Regions from separate parts of the Homo sapiens genome. Here region 2 is linked to region 1. Evidence: chromatin loops called from intact Hi-C (ENCODE). Cell type or tissue: PC-3. All regions are shown on one strand. Each heading gives the region's core, and the rest is flanking DNA. Links, peaks and the distances in the headings are about the cores only. Region 1 overlaps UTP4 (UTP4 small subunit processome component). Region 2 overlaps SNTB2 (syntrophin beta 2).

Region 1 (4,398 bases), core at 138-4,137:
TCAAAGGCATCTATTTTTTAGATGGAGCACTCCCTTATAATGCTGGAGTTGAAATTCTTCCTTGAACTCTAAGGCTGATTATGGTTATTAGTGGTCAGGCTATCCTGGGTAAGTAATTACGGTCCTCTGCCCTCCAGGGCGAGGATGGGCAGATTCCTACGCAGTTCCATGGGCTGGGGGCTGGCAGGAAGTGAAGGCTATCAGCTCTCTGAAGCCTTAGGCATGTAATAGGGAACAGAACACAAATATCTTTTCTTCTGAGATTGCGGCCTACAGAATAAGCAGGACTCAATCAACATTAGATGAGTTTGTAGCTACTGAGCACATTATCCCCAATACAAATACCTCATTTGGAATTTCCATTCATTTTCATTCAATGAAGGGAAATGACTGTCCATTATTTTGGAAGAAAACATTTATAATGACTAGTCCTCAAGAATAACTTGTTTTATTACCATGATTTGTGAAAAGCAACAGGGTAGACAGTTCAAGGAAGGACACAGACAGTGCCCTGTTTTAGGTTCCAAATTTCTTCTTTTTAATGGGTGGTGGGAGCTGAGCAATGATGTCATCCAGAGGCCGTTCTACTGCCACGAGTGTTCTTTCATCCAAAAGATCCATGAAGAGTAGAGGCTGCAGAGGGATGATAATTATTCTATCAGGACTTAGGATCCAGGGCTAGTCCTGAAAGAACTGACTGTAGGTAGACACCATCTAAGCTAAAAGGTTAGCCTAGTTCAAGGCTCAAATGATTTAAATTTCTTGACAATCTTTCCTGCCCTGGGACTCAAAATAGTTGGAATGCATAAAAGCTTTTTTTTTTATTTTTTAGAGATCTTGCTATGTTGCCTAGGCAGGAGAGCAGTGGTCATTCATAGACATGATCAACGTGCACTGAAGCCCTGAACTCCTGGGCAATCATCCTGCCTCAGTCTCCTGAGTAGCTGGGACAATAGGTAGGTGTGCACGGCTGCGCCTGGCTCAAGATTGGGAGCCTTTTTTTTTTTTTTTTTTTTTTTTGAGACAGTCTCGCTCTGCCGCCCAGGCTGGAGTGCAGTGGCGCAATCTCGGCTCACGGCAAGCTCCGCCTCCCGGGTTCACGCCATTCTCCCGCCTCAGCCTCCCGGGTAGCTGGGACTACAGGTGCCCACCACCACGCCCGGCTAATTTTTTGTATTTTTAGTAGAGATGGGGTTTCACCGTGTTAGCCAGGATGGTCTCGATCTCCTGAACTCGTGATCCGCCCACCTTGGCCTCCCAAAGTGCTGGGATTACAGGCGTGAGCCACTGCGCCCGGCCAAGATTGGGAGCTTTTAACTAAGTTCACTCATAAAAGGTCTCAGCAGGATTTTTTTACATTTCTCTGGATAGAAAATCTATGCTTCTTATATCTCAAGAATCAATGTTAAGCAAGGACTTTAAAGCCTAAGTTCTTTTTTTTCTCAGACAGAATCTCGATGTTACCCAGCCTGGAGTGCAGTGGTGCAATCATACTCACCGCAGCCTTGAACTCCTGAGCACAAGCTATCCTCCCATCTCAGCCTCTTGAGCAGCTGGGACTACAGGCATGCTCCACCACACCTAGCTAATTTTTATATTTTTTTTTTTTTTGTAGAGACAGGGTCTCACTATGTTGCCCAGACTGGTCTTGAACTCCAGCCTCAACCTCCTAAAGTACTGAGATTACAGGCGTGAATCACCATACCCAGCCTAAGGCAACTGACAACTGGCAAGCTACAAATGCATCAAGAAGCTAATCACATTTGAGTCATTTGAGTAATCAGTAATTTACAGAACTCTCCTTTTTTTTTTTTTGTTAATAGTGATGGGGTTTCACCATGGTGCCCAGGCTGGTTTTGAATTCCTGGGCTGAGGAGATCCACCTGCCTTGGCCTCCCAAAGTGCTGGGATTACAGGTATGAGCTACCAAGCCCAGCCTGCTTGACATTTATCCTATGGAACACTCCAACAAGTAAAATTTAAAGCCAGCTCTCATGACAACAAAGACTCTACCCTCAGCGCCAACATTTCTCACTACTTACGCATTTCATTTTGGTTAAGTATGATGTGCCTGCCTCTAACCTACTAAGGCAAGAACAATAAAACATATACAAGGGACAGCCAGCCTCAAAAAGGTGACTTGTCTCCCACAAGCCAGGTTCTCTGCATGGAAACTGAAGGTGCTCTTATCTTCCGATTGTGGAGTTTATTACATTTTGGTATCACAAAGGAACCAACTATCCAGAATAACAACACAAGATGTTTTACCTTATATATCTTAGAAATTTTAAAAGCATGAGCTGTGCGCCTCCGGATGACATCTGATTCATTCGTGGGAGGAAATGGATTGTAGAGTAAGGTTTTGTCATTTGGAAGGGGCTAAAAAAACAAAGACACATTGTTTAAATGGTTACTTTTATTGGGCTTCTGCAGACCAAAGATCTGTAGTGCATTTTGAGCCCAACATCATCTTCTAACCATCATATATATTCAGTACCTCCCTGACATTCGTTAATTCGGGAAAACAGCTGTAGCCATAATACCTCTATTCAGAAAAACTAGGGGGGAAAAAAAGAAGAAAAGGAGAGAGAGGGAGAAAGAGCTGAAGCTACTCTTGCAGCCACACTGTAGAGGGTGGGTGTATGAGGCAAAGAGAGCTTGTTAACTCCATGCAGCAAGATCAAAGGGCCCTTCTGCGGCTTCTGGCCTGTCTCATCAGTATCACTTTGTCAGAATGGAACAAACTGGCAAGTGCAGGAGCTCAGCCCACACAGGGTCTGTGCTTTCTAGACTCTCCCCCAACCAGATCACAGACTGGACAAGTGACTGGAGTTCTCCCCAGGCGAAACCTCAACACAAACCACCTGTGCTGATGTCACTGACACCTCGAGGTGGCCTCTGGCCAAAGAAATGATATTTTGTCTCTGACTTCCTGGGAAATAGCTATGCCTACTGTAAGGAAGCGATGAACTTAAAGCCAATGCTTTGGAAAAAATGATCTGGGCTCAATTACAAAGAGGCAAGAGAGTGGGAGGGGCCCTTCCTGTATCACTCATCTTGCAGAAGGCACTTGTCAGCCAGCTCTGCTTCCCACACCCAGAGGTCGCAGGGCCCACGAGATGATTCCAGTGACACATCCCCGTGCACACCTCCTTTAGAGCCATCTGCTGCTTTCCCCCATGTTCCTTCCACCCCCACCTTCACAAACACACCAAAACACCGTGTGATGGTTGTAATCTAAGCCCAAAGTGCAGGACAGGCATGGCCACAATGCTCCTAGGAAACAAAGCACCTGCCCAGAAAAGCCATACAAATTCAGGGTGAATCAAAACAGCAGCTGGCAAAGAGGACAGAATCTAAAACTGAAGAAAATGCTCGTATCCCATGTAAATCACAGCCATGAAGAATTTTCCTAGCTGGGTTTTTCGAAGATGTTAAGACCAGTTCCTCAAGCCTGCAGACAGCGTTTTAGTAGCTTTAGCGAAGGGGCACAGAGGTCAAAACCTCAGCCTGTACCTCCTTTAATGAAACCAGGTTATTCAGATACCCCAGAGTTCAAAGTTGAAAGCAAGTTAGCCAAATCAATGATACTTCCGGATGAGGGTCACCTTCCGAATACTGGCCTAATCACTTTTCTGTGTAAGATTTATGTGCTTACTCGCAAAGTAGACAAATAGTCAAATCAGCAAAAGCCAGTATACAAAGGCCAGCCCCTTCCCCGAGAGCCTCCCGAAGAACTGTGGGAACACAAACCAGGGAATCTGTAAAACAAAAGCCCCTCTCCTCCAAGAAATGTACTAGCTACCTGTATTCTGATTTACTAGCTACCTTTATTCTGAGTCTCTGTCCTCTTACCTTATTGTACTTGTTGCTTTTAGAACTTTAAGATTCAGAAGAAGATTTGGGAGGTAGCAGTGAAGAACTCACCAATGACTTGTCAATGATGCAGAACATGTAGGCATCATGGAGAAGGATGTGCATCGGTCTCTTGGGATGAAAACTGATGTGTGTGATAGGAGTATCCCTTTGGAGCCAAAGGTGGTGAAAGCCCTGCTTCTGGACAGTCCGGCTCCAATCTGTATACTGTTTGTCTGGGATGCTGTACTCAAATACCTGAGGGAGGACATGACATAGAGAAATGCAGGCTGGTACTCAGAAAGACCAGAAGGGCATTCTCATCCCTAACCAGAAAGTATCTATACAAAGCTTCAACTGTATTATATTCATTCTATGCTCTCCCAACACTTTTTTTTTTTTTTGAGATGGAGTCTCACTCTGCCACACAGGCTGGAGTGTAGTGGCGTGATCTCCGCTCACTGCAAGCTCCGCCTCCCCGGTTCAAGCCGTTCTCCTGCCTCAGCCTCCCAAATAGCTGGGACTATAGGCGCCCACGAGTAC
Region 2 (4,398 bases), core at 221-4,220, 50 kb before region 1:
AACAAAACAAAACAAAACAAAACAAAATAAAATAAAATCTGGTTTCTATGACTATTGCGTACAAACTATTAAATAATTGAAGAAATTTACAACCAAATGAGACGGACTTTTTAAATATACTAGAATCATATTCACTGCCTCAGAGAACTGAGTTATTTTCTTTCCCCCTCTTGCACTATTACTGACTCATAGCATGGACTTGAGCAAATTATTTAGTCTCTAGGCTTGTATTCTAATCATATGTGTAGTAATGACTATTAACTGCCATTACATGCACTTAAGATTCTCAGCTAAACATAAATCATCACATTCTGCAATACTATTTGTTCTGCCTTTGGAGGGACTGCCTCATATTCCAGAGATATATTAGAATGTTCTTTGAGTTGACATCTCCAGTGATCCAGCCATTAAATTAACATCTCCCTATTCCCCAGCTCTTCCATGATGGCCCTTGATGGTCCTGATCTAATTTTCCTTAGGTTATTTAATCTTTCCTAATATCAATCAACTGTAGTTCCATGGTTCATAATATGGTATTTATGGCTAAACAATGAAAAGTTCCTGAACCAGACCTGATGTCTTACAGGTACTGCAAACTTAACAAGTATGTATTAGACACTTGGATGGCTAATCCAATACCCACTCCCAATCCTCCTCTCTCTCCTATCTATCTTCACCATAAAGTTAAATACTCACTTCTCCAATGCCCCTTGCAGTTACTGGTAACCATTCCACTAGTTATGGCCAACAAGATGTAAGCTAAAATCTGTAAGGGGCATCTGGGAAAGCTTTTCTTGATAAAGAGGACAGACCCAACCAGTATCTTTCCCTTTCCCCTTCTTCCTGCTTTGAATTTATGCCTCAAGGCAGCTTTGGATAAGATGTCTGGAGTTGCAATCATGAGATAAACAACCTTATTATGAATAACAGAACAAACATGATTATCATAGAGTGCTGCATCAGTCCTAAAAGAGTCTACCTTCAGACCTCTTATGATTTGAGATTTTAAAAAATTGTTTGTAACAGGCCAGGCACAGTGACTCATGCCTGTAATCCCAGCACTTTGGGAGGCCGAGGCAGGTGGATCACGAGGTCAGGAGATCAAGACCATCCTGGCTAACACAGTGAAACCCCGTCTCTACTAAAAATACAAAACATTAGCCGGGTGTGGTGGCAGGCGCCTGTAATCCCAGCTACTCGTGAGGCTGAGGCAGGAGAATGGCGTGAACCTGGGAGGCAGAGCTTGCAGTGAGCCGAGATCGTGCCACTGCACTCCAGCCTGGGCAACAAAGTGATACTCCATCTCAAGAAAAAAAAAAAAAGAAGAAGAAGAAAAGAAAATGGAACCATCAATGCTTTGAAAACATCAAAGAATACTGTCATTTTAGAACTATCTACATTTAATTCCAAAATTCCATGACAAATATTCTTGTCAAGTAATATTAAGTTAATACTATAGAGCAGCTTTGGATATGTGGAAGTTTGCCCTTGCAACTGACAGCCAATATGTGTTAATATTAGCTTCCTATAATCAGTAAGCATGCTTATCCTGTGATTATATTTATCTTTATGCATGCTAAATCCTCCTCTCTCTCCTGGAGATTATTCTAGGAAAGAAGAAAGATTCACCACTATAATACATATACATGAATTATAGAGCTATACCCAAATATAGCCTAGTTAAATTACCATACTTAGAGAAGATTAATGAAATAACTATTAACTCCAAGTGTATTGTGTTTACCACCTGCCACCACACACACAAAGTGTCCTGTGCACAAAGACAATAGATAACAGAATTTCAGAGCTACAGGAGACCTCAGTAATAATTCAGTCCAACATGTTCATTTTTACCTAAAAAAAATTTTTTTTCAGGCAGCTCTCTCAACCAGGATAAGTTGAGAGACTCCTACAACATGCTTATTTATAAAGATATTTAAACTGAAACCTAAGAAATCTGAGGCCTAAAGAAATCAGAAAACTTCTTCTAAGTCACAGCCAGCCTACGGCAAAGCCATGGCTAAAAACCCTTGTCATCTGCTCCTGAATTTATCTCCAATCTTCCATTTGTTTTTTTAAGATAGCATAAAATCATAAAGCACTATTTGTATAGATTACTCAGCAGCCAGTACAAATGAGTCAGAACTCAAGCTTGCTCACTGGGTCTTTATAGTTAAAAACTGAAGTAGTCAGCTTTTATCTAAGATTAACACAAAAGTCTCACCAGTTATGAGAGTAAGTGAGCATTTTAAAATTTTTAATTTTATTTTTTTGAGACAGGGTCTTGCTCTATTATCCAGGCTGGAGTGCAGTGGCTCAATCACAGTCACTACAGCCTCAATGTCCTGGGTTCAAGCAATCCTTCCACCTCAGCCTCCCAAGTACCTGGGATTACAGGTGCATGCCACAATGTTCGGCTAATTTTTGTATTTTTTGTAGAGACAGGGTTTCACCATGTTGCCCAGGCTGGTCACGAACTCCTGGGCTCAAGTAATCTGCCCACCTCGGCCTCCCCAGTGAGTGAGCATTTTAATTCATGTTTTAAAAATGGGAAAAAAGGAAAAAGAAAGGCCAAACATATGCCTTGGCTAATAATCTAACAGAAGGCTACATTTTATTACTTTACCGTTAACGTACTGTAAAGATTCAGGCCACAGTCTTTTCACTCAGAAATAACTCACTTTTTCTATGTCAGATATCCAGACTTTAAAAAAAAAATGATCAGGGATCAATATTTAAGTCAGTAGGCTTCCCACTCCAGAAGCAAATGGTCGTTTTTGAGCCATTGGAAGTACTAAGGAGCCTGGACAGTCATAGCCACACTCTCCTTCCCACTCATGGGCTTTGCAGCAATGACAGGGGAAGAGCATGGTTAGAAAAGTGGCACAGCAACCCCAGCCAAACTAAAAGTAGATAAATGGCACCAGAGAAGAATACTATTTTTCAAAAGAAGGTTATTACTTTTTAGAAGAGATTGTGCTTCCCATATGTCCATCCCTTCAGAGCTTACATCCATGTAAGTGGTTTAATTCCATTACTTCTATTTTTTTTTGGGGGGGGGGCAGGGTCTCACTCTGTCACCCATGGGGCTGGAGTACAATGGTGCAATCACAGCTCAATGCAGCTGTGACTTCCCATGTATAAGCGATCTTCCCATCTCAGCCTCCTGAGTAGCTGAAACTATAGGTGCACACCATGCTCAGCTAATTTTTTTTTTTTTTTAATTGTAGAGGTGGGATTTCATCACGTTGCCCAGACTGGTCTTGAACTCCTGATCTCATGCAATCCTCCCACCGTGGCCTCCCAAAGTACTGGGATTATAGGCGTGAGCCACCATGCCCAGCCTGATTTCAATTTCTTTATATATAAAATCATAATACCTATCCTTAGGGAATTATTATGAAGATTAAGTGAATTAACTTGTGAAAAATAATTTTAAAAATTGTGAAAGCCATACAAATTTCAGGTATTACCATTATTACCTAATTCAGCAGAACTTGACATTTTCATGGATTTCAGAAATTGACAGAGTACATGGTAAAGAGCAGGAGCTCAGTAAGTGTTTACTGAATGAATTAACAAAATAATTAGAACCTCCTTCCAAGAAGTATTATCTTATATACATAATGGGCTGGGTGCAGTGGCTCCTGTCTGTTAATCCCTGTATTTTGTGAGGCCGAGGACAGAGGACGGCTTGAGCCCAGAAGTTCAGGACCAGCCTGGGTAACATGGTAAGACCTCCCCACCCTCATCTCTACAAATTTTTTTCTTTTTAATTAGCCAGGCACAGTGGTGCATACCGGTGGTCCTAGCTACTCAGGAGGCTGAGGTGCAAGGATCACTTGAGCCTGAGAGTTTGAGGCTGCAGTGAGCTGTGATCACGCCACTGCACTCCAGCCTGGGTGACAGATCAGGACCCTGTATCAAAAACAAAAGAAAAACCTCTGAGCCTTTCTGTATCTGATCTATGCATGCAATAGAACTGCTGTGAGGGTTAATGAGATAAAGCGCATAAAGCAAGCCAGGACTCTAAAGAAACATGTTCCTCTCAGCACCTTCTTAAATATATGAACCTGTCACACTAACATCATAAAGGCCAGAAAAAAGCTGAAAATTCAAGTTATAATAGCTTTGGTACCGCACACACATCCACAAATCTTTAAAACGCCCCAGTGCTCTAATTTAATAATTAAGTTTTTAGTTTCTGTTGGTGGAAATCCTGGAAGCAGAAGAATGGTAAACAAACATTATCTCAGTAACAATGCAAAGAAGTACCTGGAATGAGTAGGAGAACATACACGTATGAACCATAATGGCTTCTTTAATAGGAAACATCTCACTTTTCTTTTTTTATTTTTAGAGACAATCTTTGTCACTTAGGCTGAAATGCAGTGGCAC

What was found. A loop is a pair of places that touch in the nucleus more often than their neighbours do. Peaks named below come from ENCODE experiments on the same cell type or tissue, not always from the same donor. Only the 100,000 strongest peaks of a DNase experiment are listed, where the experiment ranks them.
Region 2: a loop joins it to region 1, with 2.5 times the contacts of the local background. A loop is called at or near these places in 1 of 110 quality-filtered maps.

The regions. Positions count from the first base shown.
Region 1 is chr16:69,165,056-69,169,453 of GRCh38, reverse strand. It overlaps UTP4 (UTP4 small subunit processome component), which reads right to left. Exons shown (of 17, transcript NM_032830.3): 15 at 3,928-4,113; 16 at 2,269-2,379; 17 at 433-633. The coding sequence ends at 517. Among named protein-coding and RNA genes, the nearest start is that of SNTB2, 20 kb to the left of the region's middle. In PC-3, for the core only: no CTCF peak of the experiment used is centred there; DNase peaks (open chromatin) are centred at 2,203 and 2,943; H3K4me3 peaks cover 765 bases; H3K27ac peaks cover 3,047 bases.
Region 2 is chr16:69,215,348-69,219,745 of GRCh38, reverse strand. All of the region lies in intron 1 of SNTB2 (syntrophin beta 2), which reads right to left. Among named protein-coding and RNA genes, the nearest start is that of SNTB2, 30 kb to the right of the region's middle. In PC-3, for the core only: no CTCF peak of the experiment used is centred there; a DNase peak (open chromatin) is centred at 2,055; H3K4me3 peaks cover 754 bases; H3K27ac peaks cover 2,321 bases.